Regions from separate parts of the Homo sapiens genome. Here region 1 is linked to region 2. A link is a loop called in an ENCODE intact Hi-C map of the cell type or tissue named here. Cell type or tissue: IMR-90. All regions are shown on one strand.

Evidence for each region. Peaks named below come from ENCODE experiments on the same cell type or tissue, not always from the same donor. Only the 100,000 strongest peaks of a DNase experiment are listed, where the experiment ranks them.
Region 1: a loop joins it to region 2, with 3 times the contacts of the local background. A loop is called at or near these places in 24 of 110 quality-filtered maps.

The regions. Positions count from the first base shown.
Region 1 is chr18:11,497,417-11,505,416 of GRCh38, forward strand. All of the region lies in intron 2 of LINC01255 (long intergenic non-protein coding RNA 1255), which reads left to right. Among named protein-coding and RNA genes, the nearest start is that of LINC01255, 13 kb to the left of the region's middle. In IMR-90, no CTCF peak of the experiment used is centred here; DNase peaks (open chromatin) are centred at 3,215 and 5,165.
Region 2 is chr18:11,321,348-11,329,347 of GRCh38, forward strand. It overlaps the pseudogene LOC100130329. Among named protein-coding and RNA genes, the nearest start is that of LINC01928, 130 kb to the right of the region's middle. In IMR-90, no CTCF peak of the experiment used is centred here; DNase peaks (open chromatin) are centred at 2,294, 4,094 and 4,864; H3K27ac peaks cover 1,433 bases.

The DNA of each region.
Region 1 (8,000 bases), 180 kb after region 2:
AATTCATCCTCTTCAATAATTTTTTTTAAGTGAGCACAAAATGCAACAATGGTAGGGTTAATTGATTTTGATAGACCCACCAAAAATCATCAGCAAACATTTATGACTTTCCATTGAAGACAATTCCATCAACGTGTTGTTTCCAAGCATCTTTGAAATACCCAGTGATCCCTCCAGTAGAATCTCTTATGAGACATAAAAACTACTGGCACAGAGAATAATTCAGTTTTACTTCTATCAATGAGTATTATCTAATGTTGCTTAGAGGTTTTATGAAACCAGGGAATCATCCATTCCCATCTATGTTTATTCCTGAAAATTGCGGCCTTGGTGTTATACAGAGACCACGATTGCACAAAGAAGGCCTCAGGGGAGCAAACATGACCTCATCCTGTGAGGGAGAGCCACAGCTCACTGCCACATGCACAGAGGATTAAAAGGCAAGTGGGGAGACAAAATACTGTGATTAAAAAAAAAAGTACAAAAAATTAGCTCATCCAATGATGAAGACAAGACAGCAAATGCCAAATTAGCTTAATTGAGCATGCAAAATTAGATGTTCACCTTGATGAACATAATTATTACAATTTCAAAACTGCAAATGACCTCAGGAAAAAAACCTAGGACAGCCTCATTCCCAATTGAAAACAAACAAAAAAACAAAACAACAACAACAACAAAAAAAAGCAGAGTTACCCCCAGTATAATGCAGAGCTGGTGATACGGTTTGGCTGTGTCGCCACCCAAATCTCACCTTGAATTTTAGTAATCCCCAGGAGTCAAGGGTGGGACCGGGGGAGATAATTGAATCATGGAGTTGATTCTTGTGGTAGTGAATAAGTCTCACAAGATCTGATGGTTTTATAAATTGTGTCCCCTGCACAAGCTGTCTTGCCTGCCGCCATATAAGGCGTGCCTTTGCTTTTCCCCTCGACTTCTGCCATGACTGTGAGGCCTCCCTAGTCATGTGGAACTCTGAGTCCATTAAACCTCTTTCCTTTATAAATTACCTGATCTTGGGTACATCTTTATTAGCAGCATGAGAACAGACTAATATGGCTGGCAATAGAATGGACAAGACCCTCACTTGCACCTTTCTGCCTTCATGGGCAAAACCCACAGCACTCACACTTTCATAGATTCTGGCAATTATATCCTAGCCCTGCAGCTTTAGAGATGCAAGAGCTGCACCTCTGATCACCTGGCCTGCTTTTGAATTTTGGCTGCAAAGACTAACACTCAGGGCTTCTGACTGCTTTTCTTTTCGCCCACACGTAAACTTGCTACGTTTCTTCCCCACCCCATTGTTTGTCCAGAAAGCTACAAATCTTTCCAGAAATATCCATATGGCATATCTCTGAAATCAGTCAGCCAGAGGTCAGTATGTATCTGTGCTTTAAACTTTATGATTAGTGCCCTAAAAATATTGTTATAGTCTGCATTGGGTAAAACGTGCCCCTGCCCTTGGATTTCACATTAATTTCTGAAGTTAATCTTCCTGAAGTTACTGAGAATCTCTGTGTTGCTAAATCCAGTGGAATTTCTTCCCTCCTCATCTTACTGGACCATCTGTAGCTTTTGGCACCATTGACTATTATTCTCTCTCCTTGAAATACCACCTTCCTTTGGTTTCCAGGAAACTATATTCTCTTGGTTTTCCTCCTGCATGTCCCTCTCAATCTTCCTTGCTGGCTCATCCTCCTCCACCCAGTCATTAAATGTTGTAATTTCTCAAAGTTCATTTATAGTTCATTCCTTTCACACTCTATCAATACCCATGGCCATACAGAGACTCCCAAATTCCTTTGTCCAATCTTGATTACTCTTCTGAGATCCAGAGCTATATAGCTAGATGGATGTCTTTCTAGCTGTCTCTATTGGGATATCAGAAAGACACACTTCAACACTATATGCTTCTGAATTCGTAACATTTCCCACAATAACAACCTTAGTCTGCTTCCAGTGGTTCCTCTCTGAGTAAAACCAGCATCCACCATTTGGAGATGCTTCAACGCTGGCAGTCAATCCAGTCTTTCTCTCTCTCACTGTGTGTAAATTGTCTCTCTCCCAGTCAAGGGAGATTTTCCTTCCTAGGTTTCTCTGTCTCCATCCTCACCACCACCCTCATCCTAGAAACCATGCCTGCCCATGCCGCAACCTCTTGATTTGTCTCCATACATCTGGCCTGTCCATCTGCGTTTGTTCTCCACATGGTGAACAGAAAGTTCTTTACAAAATGCAAACCTGATTTTACCACCCTTTGCCTAAAATCCTTCCGCAGCTTACCCCAACTCCAGGTATAAAGCCCATAGGCTCTTCGTGGTCTTCTCCTGCCTAAGTCATTCACTCCATCTGCACCCTACTCCCCCCACCCCAGGATGCCCAAGCACCGGCGACACCCAGTGCTTTCAGCTCATCAGACAAACCATTCCTTTCCCCACCTCTGCCACCTCCACCAGGCCTTGAAGACATTTTCCCTCTACTCAGAAGGTACTCCTCATCCTTCGGCAAGTTCAACCCTATTTCTCCTTCAGATCTCAGCTGAAACATGACCCCTCCAGAAAGGCTTTCCTGAGTGTCCCGTCTAGCTCAGCCCCTCACCACGCTTCCCGGCTCTCGGCCTCTCCTGGAAGCGCTGGCCACTGCTGGGCTTCCGCACTTCCTCTGTGTGTATGTGACTGCATGTTCCGAGGCTCCACATCTTTGGGCTTAGGAACCACTTCAGGTTTCATTGTTTTCTGTACAAATCACGGTGTGTAGCCAGGACCTGGCATATAGCAGGCACTTGATAAATATTCACTAATATCAGTCAATGATTTCACCCTTTTTATGCAAACTTTTGCAACAGGCTGGATTATTCAGGAGGGATAGTATATTCTTGAGTTATCAGTCAAGTAGATTCCCTCTCCTCCCCTGCCCTGTCCTCAACCAGCCTGACTTCAGCAATTTCACTCATTATTTGTCTTCTAGAAGAGACAACTTGCCTCCTAGAGATAGATGAGAGGGCGACTTACTCTGCCTACTTACAGGTCATGCTAGAAACGTTTTTCTAGGAAAGGTACTGAAACCCTTAACAAAAATCAGTTTGTGGTTCATCAATTCACATTGTTTAAATGCCTCATGAGAATGGACAAGTGGAAGTAAGCTACAGCTATTTTTGTGACTCACCAAAACTAGAGGTCACAGCTGTGCCCCAGGGCAGTCCTGCCCAAAGCTACTTGCTTTCAACCTCACATGAGTCACCCTGTGCGGCTGGAAAGAGCAAAGTCTTGACGGAGATTCCATTTTTTTTTTTTCTGGCCGAATGACTAATAAAAGATCACCTTGTCAAATTTAGCCTTAGCAACAGGCAGTAAATTTGTAAGTGTACTGTTGAATTAAGTTCCTGCTCTTAAATTTGAAAGGATAGATTTGTCACCTTAAAAAAAAAAGATTTTAATTTTAAAAACAAGTGATTCTCTTTATCCTCTGTAAAGATTCCTGGCAAGTTATCTTTGCCAGGGCAAAAAATAGAGGCCTGGAGGCTTTCATGTATTTTCTAAAGGTGAGCAGGTCACCGGTCAAAAGTTCTTCACTATAGACAAAGGGATGGTGTATTTACTATTGCTTATACAGATAGTTGTGTTTAAACTGGTTGGCCTTTAAATATTTGACCCCAAGAAGAGGGCATCTTTTCTTTATCAGGCTAAAAGTTTTTAAACGTAGAAAAATCAAATAAAGAAAACGGAAATTTTCAAAGATTAGAAGGGATCCAGATTTAGCCACAGTGAAATTGCTCAGCACAGGGGACATCTAAGAAAGCATACTATACTAAAAAAAATTCTTCATTATTACTATCATTCCCATATTTGAAGTTTGTCCATAAATGCAAACCACAAATATAGAACATTGCATCACAAAGATGTTCTTCATAGCCTAAGAAAGTAGAGCTGCTGGACTTCTCTTCATTATCAAGATTTACCATTACAGGCTTTACACTTTTAAATTTGTTTGTATCCGTTTTACCAATGAGGAAATTGACAGCCAGAGAAGTTAATTAATTTGTTTAGTGGTTCCCAGAGTACAAAGAGCATAAAAAGCTGAGCAGGCACCATGGTGCTTAGGAGTGTGGACTCTAAAGACATGCTGCATGTGTTTACATCCCTGCTCCATCATCCACTGTGTGACTGCAGGCAAGTCCAATGGCTACTCTAAGCCTTGGCTTCCTTGGCTATGAAACACAGATGATAATACTGAGCTCGTACCATCATTTTACATTCTAAGTGAGATCATGCATAGCAAGCAGTCGAAACAGTGCCTGGCACATCGTAAGCTCTTAAAAGCTTTAGCTGTGTTTTAAAATCACCTGGAGAGCTCACTAAAGATTAGGATACCTGGGAACCTCCTCAAGAGATCATGATTCACTAGATCTGGGCAAGAACCTAGGAATCTGCATTTTGATAAACACTGCCAGTGAGTTGGAAAACCACTATTAGTGCAGCCAGATGTACCTAATTCCAAAGTTAATGTTGCCTCATCAGGAAGCAAATTCTTCAGTCCCTTCCCATTTTGTATTGGTATTCCTGTGATTTTTCAAATGGGCCAAGTGTTACTTCAATTTAACACCTTCCTAAGTAACACCTCGTCTACATTGCTTTGGGAAAAAAATCACTTTTTTTTGCCTCTTAGATGCTCTCTTAAGTCACAATATTTTCCATGATGTTGCTCTTCATTTTTAGAGTCCCATGGACCTGCCACGACCAGGCCCTTATGTCCTTCCATCGTGTAGCATCAAGGACTTGACTCGTGTCCTCTCTAGGCTATAACCCAGTCTCCAAAGCCAAGCCCGTGTGACCAGAGACAGCTGAGTGTTCAGGGGTAGCTGTGTTTCAGGCCAACTCCAATTTGGTGTTTTTGTTTCCATCCCCAAACCAGGGGGCCTGCAAGCCCCACATATCAAACAACTGGTTTGTGGAATTGGCTGTTATTACAGGGAGATAACTGAGCTGCCTCCTGAAATCTGAGGTTCTTAAACCAATTGGGTATCATATATACCCAGTGCTTTCTGGAAAAGTAAAGTGTACAACTCAATTTTCACCATGTTGTTTTGGAGAGCAGACCTCAGAAACCAAAGGCAAACACTCAACATTCCAATCCAACTCCATCGTCTTCCATGACATGGGCAGTGAAGTCACATTTGGTTAGGGCTTTAGTTGCTCTCCAGGAATGATGAACTTAGCTTGATAACAGATGTTCTAAGAAGCTAACAAAAGCTACCAAGCAAATAATTTTTTTCTAGTATCACTGTATGCAGCTTTTTCAAAATGACCAAGTGATCTGACAATAGAAGGAAAAAGCAATAGGGTGATTCCATATTGTAAGCCAGATATTCAATTTGAACCAAGCTCTTTGAAGCCCTCAGTAGCTAAGTAATTAGTCTTTTTCTAAATTCTTATAAAATTTCAAGACCATGAAACACTATGGAAGATGTCAGAACAGCAAGCAGCCTCAAAGTGCTGTAGATGGGATAATTGGAAAATAAGAAATAAGAATTCACTAATCTTTTCTCTAATTTATAGTAAATTCAATTGTGTTTACATATTGGAAGACTTGTACTTTTTTCTGTTAGTAAAATATACCCCAAATGTTTCAGGATCTCCTGCTCAAAGAACCTAGAGTATGCTTAAGTACTTTGTGTTAAACAGTACCATGGTGGGTTTTTTTCTCTATCATTTCAGTAAATCCAGCCATTGCACCTGTGCACAGGTGTGAAGAGAAAGATCAATAAGTGAGACTTCTTTCCCAAGGGCCCTTCCCCTCCTCACCAGTTAAACCCAACAGCTGAGGAACTGTCAGCCTGTACTGAGCCTTTCTATCAAAGAAAGGATAGAAAGTTATTAAAAAGTGGTAAATATGGAGGTTAGGAAGCTATGTAAAGAAGGATGCATAAGATAATGTGAAATGAGAAAAAGCGGAATAAGAAAATGAATAGTTACTGATTAAAACGATGTTAAAAACCATACAGCATGCACAGTTACTGTCAGGAGACCACAATTTGTGCTCTTAAGCTATTGGCTGGAATATGATCTGCAGCAAAAAAAAAATATATATATATAAACTTCAGTTCATTCTTATAAATCGGTCCAGTGAAAACAAGAGTACCAGTATATATAAAGATAAACACACACACCAAATATACATATACATATTACATATTACATTCTTGTAAAAAAAATTTTTAAATGACCTCTGAGCCAGAAGGTGCTGAAGAGCACATACATGGCTGTTATCTCGAGGTGGGATTGGGGGCAGAGGGTGTTTATTAACCTTTGTCACAGCCTTCAGTGGTCCAAGAACCTGCTGCTCCCGGGTCCTCTCATTTGAAGACACCCACCGCCTAAGGATGAAGAGAAGCTCCTTCTTGCAGATCTGAGGCTGATTTCCCAACTCCCAGGAACACCCTACCCACAGCCTGTTCCCCAGACCCAGGTCTGTCCCCTTATGCCTGGTCCCAAGTCAAAACCAGCTGTTCCTATTTTAGAAGACAATACTACTTCTTCCCTTGCCTTGTATTACCAGTGGTCTAGGTTGTCTGAGGCTCCTCAGGGTACAGCCCTATTCATCTCTGTGTGTCTGCAATGCCAGGCATAGCACTTGTTACAGAGTTTTTGTTCCATTGTACACAGGGACTTATAGAGTGCAATAATAGACACTGGTGAGATGGGGGTGAGGGTTGAAAAATTACCTATAGGGTACAATGTTCACTATTCAAGCAACAGGTGCACTAAACACCCAGACTTCACTACTACACAATATATCCATGTAACACATCTGCACTATACCCCCAAGTCATAAATCTATATGATACATACAAATTAAATATATATGTATCAAACTAAATACATGTATATATTTAAACACAGGAAACTGGAACTGATTATTTTACAAAACGAAGTTACTCTTTATCTTCATGTGACTAATACCCTTCAATGGTGGAATTCTTAAAACATAACATTTTTACTTTCTACAGAAAGCACAGAAACACAGAAGTGTTTTTAAATGATTAAAATATTTTATAGGAATGTACTCTTTAGTCCCAATATCAGTAGGGAAATGTTTCTATACAACAGTGAATTCATAGCATAGCATTACATGCAAAGGTTGAAAAGAATTAGGATAATCTACATGTACTAACATGAAAAGATCTTTAAATGTCATGTTGTCTGAAAACAAACTGTAGAAATATAAGTAGGGCCTTCTGTCATTTTTAACTAAGGTAAGTAAATCATGTATTCAGATGAATGAAAATAAGTTTACAGAGGTCTTGCATAATTTTAAGTTTTTAAAACAGCTCCCACATACACATACATAAATCTGATCATCTCAATAAAAACACAGAGAGAAAGAGAGACATCCCGCTCTTATTCAACAGGAATTCTTGACCAAGACTACAAATGTAGCCCATTTGACATCGAAAACATTGGGACAGGTGTGAGAGTGAGGAAAATGGGGAGAAAAAAGAACTTTGAAGACAAGGATTTGAAGTTAGCATGAAGCATGGAAAGGAGGAAGGGCAAGCTTTCTGCAGTGAGGACAGTGCCTGCCAGAGAAAACCAGATCCTGGGGAGGGGTTTCTCCAGAAAGAGAAAGTCAAAGCTGCAGGTAGGCTCTGGAGACAAGGAGCTCGCATGCAGTGAAGGTGGCGGCCACATTGAGAAATCACTCCAGGCTGAAGGACATGCACCAAAGGCGGGAGGGGTGGCACCATGGACAGAGCTTCGGATGGGTGCAGGTGGGGCTAAGAAGGCAGCATGGGGCAGATGCTGCAAGTATGGAAGCCAGGACACGAGCTTCCTTCCAACCACCAAAGGGCAACTCACAAGCAAAATTCTTTCCTAATGCTTCACCACGTTTTTTTTCTTTTTTAGACAGATCTCACTCTGTTGCCCAGGCTGGAGTGCAGTAGTGCAGTCACAGCTCACTGCAGCCTCAAACTCCTGGGCTGAAAGGATCCTGGCACC
Region 2 (8,000 bases):
TAAATAGCTACCAATGTTACTGAAAGTTAGAGGATGCTTAGGTTTGTTAGTTGTCATTAGTGTAATAAGAACAGACTTATAGACAGTTCACAATATTACAAAGTAAGTTAAATAAATTAAATGCCCTATTAACACTGCATTTCAATGTAATGTTTCCTTGTTATTACCATAGCAAATAATAATGCAAAAAATTATTCCTAGAGGATTCTTTCTAGGTTGCAGACCAAAAAAAGGTGGCAGCGGTGGGGGGAGCTTATAGAAGAAAAATAAACTTAAGAAATAAATACCTAAGTTTATAGTTTGAGCGTTTGGTTAAATAGTGGTGTAATTTACCAAAATCTAAAGTAGGGAAGATGGGCAAGAACAGGTTAGGGAGCAGGATGGTGAGGATTAAGGCAGATTCTGCTTTGGACATGTTCTGTGTGAACTGCCTATAGAAAATTCAAAAAGAAAGGTCAAGTACACAGTTGGGTATACAAATTTAGAACTCTGTAGAAGTTTAGGCAAGTGACATCAATGTAGAAGTCATCCATATATAAATAGTATTAAAGTAAAGGGACAAAAATGAAGACAGAGAAAGATCCTGGCCAAGACCTGGGGTTCATTGCAGTGTATCTGTATTATTCTGTTCTCACCCTGCTAATAAAGACATACCCGAGGCTGGGTAATTTATAAAGGTAAAAGGTTTAATTGATTCACAGTTCCACATGGCTGGGGAGGCCTCACAATCATGATGGAAGGCCAATGAGGAGCAAAGTCACCTCTTACATGGTGGTAGGGGAGAGAGAGTTTGTGTAGGGGAATTCCCCTTTATAAAATCATTGGATCTCCTGAGACTTAATCACTATCACAGCACAGGAAAGATCCGCCTCCCCATGATTCAACTACCCTCCACTGGTCCTTCCCACCACACGAGGGAATTATGGGAGGTACAATTCAAGATGAGATTTGGGTGGGGACGCAGTCAAACCGTATCAGTATCCATATAAACATAGAGCACAAGGAAAAGCCACAATAAAACTTTTTTTTTTTTTTTTTTTTGTTTTTTAGATGGAGTGTTACTCTGTCATCCAGGCTGGAGTGCAGTGGCACAATCTCGGCTCACTGCAACCTCCGCCTCCCAGGTTCAAGCGATTCTCCTGCCTTAGCCTCCCGAGTAGCTGGGATTACAGACACATGTCATCATGCCCGGCTAATTTTTGTATTTTTAGTAGAGACGGGGTTTCACCATGTTGCCCAGGCTGGTCTCGAACTCCTGACCTCAGGTGATCTGCCCGCCTTGGCCTCCCAAACTGCTGGGATTAGAGGCTTGAGCCACCACGCCCGGCCAACAAAACCTATTTTGCCTGTTAAGGAGTTCTCAGCCATCTTCAAATCATTAGATTCAAGGATCAGTTGGCATCTCAGGAACCCTCAAAATGGATAATGGGCAAGAGTTTAGTGAAAGAGTTAGTTACCAGTATGTGATTTGGTTAACAACAACAGGGCAGGGCAAAGCACCACGTTTCTGCAAACACTACGAGCCAGGGCCTGAAGGGGCTGCAACAGAAGGAAGTTGTCATCCAGGACCCAGCCAGAACCACAGCCACGGGAGAGGTGTCCTGCAAGGGGTGTGCTCCTCAGGACATGAGCACAGCCACTGCAGAGCCCCTGGACCTCCAGCTTCTCTATCTCCTCAAGTCTCCTCTTCACCAAACCCAGCGGAGATCAGCGCACAAGGCATTGCCAAGATGGTCCCGGAAATCATTCTCCCCGGGGACAAGGCCAGGGAGAATAGATGTAGATGGGGAGACAGAGAATCCCCAGCATATATTATTAGTGTAAATAGTTACAATTGACCATATGTAGGTGGTTACTGTCAGAAAGTGGACGCTTATATGCTGTTCAGTCTTTGCCATTCAAATGGCAAACTTTTCAAACTGGAGCAGAGTCGTCTAGCTCAGTTTTGCCTGTAATTATCTTTCTCTCTAAGGCAGCATCTGTACCATACCTTGCTTCCCACGTCCATTTCCATCCACTAGGGCAACACGGGCCCCATGCTTGTTTGTCAGAGGTTCGCTCTGTGGGGCGTCATGTCACGTGGAGTTCTGGACAGGGCGAGGCCCCTGAGGCTCTGACTCTTCTCTGCCCACAGCCCTGGGCTCTCTGTGCCTCGGGGCCACGTGTCCTCATCCAGCCTCGCAGCCAGGAACTGGAAACTCCCTCAGATTAACATCAAGTTCAATGCCAAATTCCTGGGAAAAAGCCCAGGAAACCATGAGTGTCTCCCAGGGTCCTGAGACTGAACAAGAGTGACTCGCAGAGACCCGCTGTCTTTTGCTTCCACGCCCCCACCCCCAGGGCTTTCTTGGCACCCCAGGGATTTATCTCCATCTGACCTTATCTTTCACACAGTTGTTCTGACTCATACTCCTCTTGGTGTTTACAGATCCCTCCATGACATGTAGTATTTATTTTTTACACAGGTTGTTCTTTAACTTTAAATCTAATTTAAATTTAACTAGCCGTGTGGCCACCGTATTGGGCAGTGAGGGCTTAGGCAGTCTCACTCACTAGCTGCGATGTTCACACCTGCCCCAAGAAAATCTCATTTTTTAATGGAAAGAAGTTAACAATTAACAAGTTAATCTTGTTCAGGTACTCTGCTGAGTGCCACTGTATACGTTATCTCATTCAAAACTCACCTCAGCTTCGTGACTAAAGAAAGTGAGGTTTGTCAAAAATCTCACTTTTTGAAGTGAGTTAGTGATGAAGGTTGGATTTGAACTCAGATATATGTTGTATCTTTTTAAGTTAGGTTTTTTTGTTCTATTTTCCCAGGGTTGCCATATAGTATAGTAGTTAAGATCCGAGCTTTGGAGGCAGGTAGGTCAGTTCTGCAGATTAGTTACTTGTGGCCTTGGGTTAGTTATCCAACCTGTCTAAAGCATCCTTTCTTCATTTGCAAAGAGGAGATAAAACAAGTAGCTCCTTTACATATTATGTGTGTTATATAACATTCTAGGTGTATTTCATGATGTAATACTTATATGCAGAACTTAACAACAATTTAATATTATTGTTAGTTATATGTAAAAAGTCATTTCAAATCATTCTTTAATTTAATCATTAAAGGAGAATCCCAAGGGCCTCTACCCAGCCACAATTTCTTGAACTCCTTGGAGATGATGGTTAAGAAGAAAGCATAATGCTCTCTATCTCATTTGATAAAAATCTTCAACAAGGGAAAAAATCAAAGCCTCTCTTGGCTCTGAAAGCATTTTTTCAGTTGTTTAAAATTTATGATTCAAGGGTTGTTTGGTTTTGCCTGCCATAATAATCATGGGAGGGTGTAAGATTTCGCCATAATAATCATGGGAGGGTGTAAGATTTCAACAACTATCTGCCATGAAGGCAAACATTTTCCTGTGTGCCAGGCCCTGGCTGATCTTGACAAGACACAGAGCTTTGAGTCTCAAATCAAGAGGTCACTGGAGCTTTAGCAGTCACCTGCAGCCACTGGGAAACGTGGTCTCAGAGTCCTAGGATTGCTCTCAGGAGAAGAAATCTTAAAGATTAGTCTTTTCAATCCCCTCACCCCGAAAGCCAAGGATGCAAGCACGTAACATTTAAAAAAATATTTGGCCCTGTGTTACTGTTCTGTCAAATATCAGGCATTACCAGTATTTTACATTAATTCCATTATTTTTTTCCAGAAGATTGTATCACAGTTAGCTAGACATATATCCATGATGGTATAATCCTGTTGACTCCTATTAAATTCTGGGAAATTGCTGACTGTTCTTCAGAAAGCCAAGAGTATTTCTCATGTGAGGGTTTTCTAAACAAACTCAACTGAGATTTTCACAGTTCATGTGTCAGGTGGTTATGTGGAAGAGTGCAAGGATCAAATAGCCCACAATGCCTCAGACCGGCCCACAACATATGTAGCTTTGATATAACTCAAGGACAGTGGGACGCTGGCAGGGTGGCAAGGGACAGTCACTGTGCTATACAGTGTAAAAAATTTCAAAAGTCAAATTTCTCTTTTGTCAGTTTCAAAATGACTGGCTGACTCATGCTAGTTCAATGGGCTAAAAAAGCCACAAAAATCTCAAAACCGTTGCTGATTCAGAGCAAAATGATGGTCTACAGCCTTTCTAGAGATAGGGCTTAAATTTGTGGAACATGTCTATTATGATGGGCGATAATCTTGATCACATTTAACATTAAAAGTAGATTTATGAGTGATGATGTAAGAAGATGCTGAGCAGGAAGGAACTCTGAGACTGGAGCTTCAGATGCTTGAGGATGAAGTGAATGGTCCTTTCATCCTTGCCCAGAGTGTCTCTGTCCCTCTCTCCACATGGAGACAGGTGACAGTAAAAGAAAAGCCCTGAGGTTTGCTAGGAGCTGGGGTCAGGTGCATCCTAAGATCTACCTCTTCCTGTCACCTTCTGAACATTTTTTATTAGTGGAAACATTATTTTTCTTCCATACAATGAAGTCAGTATCTTCTTTATTTTTTATTTTATTTTATTTTTTGTGAGATGGAGTCTCGCTTTGTCATGCAGGCTGGAGTGCAGTGGCACAATCTCAGCTCACTGCAACCTCTGCCTCCCGGGTTCAAGTGATTCTCCTGCCTCAGCCTCCAGAGTAGCTGGTACTACAGGTGTGTGCCATCACGCCTGGCCGTAGAGATGGGTTTTCACCATGTTAGCCAGAATGGTCTTGATCTCCTGACCTCGTGATCCACTCGCCTAGGCCTCCCAAAGTGCTGGGATTACAGGCATGAGCCACCCCGCCCGGCCAAAGTCAGTATCTTAATTTAAAACCAGTGTTTGTGGTTCTGATTCAACTGCTACAGTTCCTCATGCAGTTTGAGAACAGAGGAATACACATTCTGTTGCTATGACAAGATGACTAATAATAAAGAAGATCTATTACTAACACAATAGTGGTCCAAGTCTTGGAGAAAGTTTTGCAGATTGGAGTTAAATTTAATGCAATTTAATCTGATAATTTTTTTAACTTACTGCTGAATATGGGTCCAGTCATTTACCAGAAAAGTCAGAAAGACAGGAATAAAAAAACCAAAGGTATTTGGCAGGATAAATTATCAACTGGAACACAGGCTTTTAGTAATAGATCAGAACAACACATGGAGGGAGTATCAGTTTCTCACAGCAGTCTTTTCATAGAAAAAATGGGCAGGTGCTATCAAACTTTCACCAAACATGGTGACTATGCCATACTGGGAAGGATGGCAAGCTTCAGAAACTACTGCCATGTTAAAAGATGAAGGTACTCCTAGTGATGTTGAGGAAGATATCATTTTGGAAACAAACAAAGAAATTAACAAAGATATCCAGTGACACTATGATATTGCAAATACTTTCACTATTTTTGCTAGTTGGTTTTGGAATATTTTCAGTTGGCATTATGTTAGATATAGTACAACACTGAGAAATTTCAATGGTTTGAGACTTGAGGAGATGTTGGGATGAGGTCAATACATTTTGCATGTAGAGTGGACATAGATCTTTGGGGATCAGAGCATGGACTGTGGTAGACAGAATATGCCATCCCCCAATGATGTCCATGCCCTAATCCCCCAGAACCTATGAATATGTTACCTTACATGGCACAGGGGCCATGTTGATGTGATTAATTTAAGGATTGGAAGTAGGAACATTATCCTGCATTGTCTGCATGGGTCCAGTGGAATCACAAGGTCCCTTATAAGAAGGAGGCAAAAGGGTCAGAGTAAGAGAGATGTGATGATGGAAGCAAAGATCAGAGAGATTTAACATACTACACTGCCAACTCTGAAGATGGAGGTAGGGACCATGAGCCAAGGAATACAGGTGGCCTCTAGAAGTTGGAAAAGGCAAAGAAACATTTTTCCCCTACAGCCTCCTGAAGGAATGCAGCCCTGCTGACACCTTAAATTTAGGACTTCTGATCTCTAAAATTGCAGTATAATAAATTTGTGTTGTTTTAAGTTACTAAGTTGGTGGTAACTTGCAATAGCAGCAATGGGAAATTAATACGAAGTGTTCAAAAAGGTTACAGAAGTTTTCATTTTAATTTCTGCACTTCTTGTTCTCCATGAAAACTTGGAAATGACATTGGCATCAAGGTTAACCACTGCAGTAAATGTAGGGAAGATGGATTCACCCGTTGAAAAGTAGAACCTAGGAATTGGCAGTTTGGCCTTAAAGCAGATTCCGGCAACTGTAGTGGGTTTTCTTGCAGCTGTAGCAGCAATTATTTTGGGCTGGATTCCAGAAGGAAAATAAAACTTTGATCATTCCATCATTTTGTGCTCTAACAGAGAGAAAACTACCTTCCATGCATCTCTTCTGCAGAGAATAATAATAGTTTAGGTTATTGTTGGTTCAAAGAAGAATGGTATAAATTCTGTTAATGTCACTACAGCCATTGCTGCTAGTTTTGGCAACCTTACAACTCTATTTTTATCTTGAATAAGTCAGAGTCTAATACTCCTGTCTTGAGACTTATTACTACGTATTAGTTGGTGCCTTTTTCTCTGCCCTAACTCCCATCTGAATTGTAATGACTGCCAAACATTCAACCACATTGGCAGTTCTCCAATCGGTCTCAGGGCCTGCCCTAAGAGCCAGGATTGTAAGTGGCACTGGGCCTTACTCTGGAAACATGTGTATCTGACCCAATGTAATTAGGATTATTGCTATATACTAATAATATTGGTAGTAATTGGGCGGTTGTCGATGCTAGCAGGATTTCTACCTAACTCAATTTGCGTAGCACCCACGATAATTGTCTGATGAACTCAAAGGTTGTTATTACCCACTTAGGACATTTTTGTTCCAAAAGTAATAGGTCTGCTGAAGTTTTATTGATTTTAGTGATTCCAGGGCATTTTATTCCTTTACACTTTCACTTGTTAAAAAAAAAAATCCTACTTCTTCAACTGTAATCTTCACCGTAATTTACTTATTTGCTTCTGTGTCACAGGTATTTACCTTGTTATGAATTTCTGACAGGATAGCCCATCACTTCTGGAATCAAGAAAAGAACCCTGATAATTTCTTCATCCCATATCTTTTTTTTTTTTTTTTGATACGGAGTCTTGCTCTGTTGCCCAGGCTGGAGTGCAGTGGCGCAATCTCGACTCATTGCAAGCTCCGCCTCCCGAGTTCACGCCATTTTCCTGCCTCAGCCTCCCGAGTAGTTGGGACTACAGGTGCCCGCCACCATGCCCGGCTAATTTTTTTTTTTCTTTTGTATTTTTAGTAGAGACGGGGTTTCATCGTGTTAGCCAGGATGGTCTCGATCTCCTGAACTCGTGATCCACCCGCCTTGGCTTCCCAGAGTGCTGGGATTACAGGCGTGAGCCGCCGCGCCCAGCCTCTTCATCCTGTATCTTATGGAATTGGTTGATCTGTCTGGGTCAGCTTTATTAGCCTTAAGTGTTCATTTTCAGTGGTTTGTTAGAGACTGAGATCAAGATGTTAGGGACTAATAAATCCTGCTAAATCTTCTCAGATGATCAAGGAGAAAAACGTACAGCTCCTTGCCAAAAATTTTAAGCCAATAATTTGTCTTTTTCCAGGAAAGATTTGGTTGGCCCAGATTAAATTAAATGACCTTCTCTTCTTTAAAGAAAGGAATTGGTGTTGAACTATAATGAATAGTATTTGTGATGCCTTTCATAATATAAATGATAATTTGACATTGACAAGGATACAAATTTCAATCTCTGGAATTAATTAAATGGGAAAGGATACAGGATTTTGCAATGAATAATTTTGGAACCACACACATAGAAGAAATGTACTTTATCATTGTTTAATTTGTAATGTAAGGTTAGGAGAAATAGACCTCGAGTTTAACTTTCCTTATCTTACAGATGTATTGTACTTCAAAGCAAACTATAAAAATAAGGAGGCCAAGCCAAGCTTTTTTACCTTCATGCCAACTGAGGAGAAATTTAACAATTGCTGATTAACAAAAAAATAGATAAGTTTCGCTAA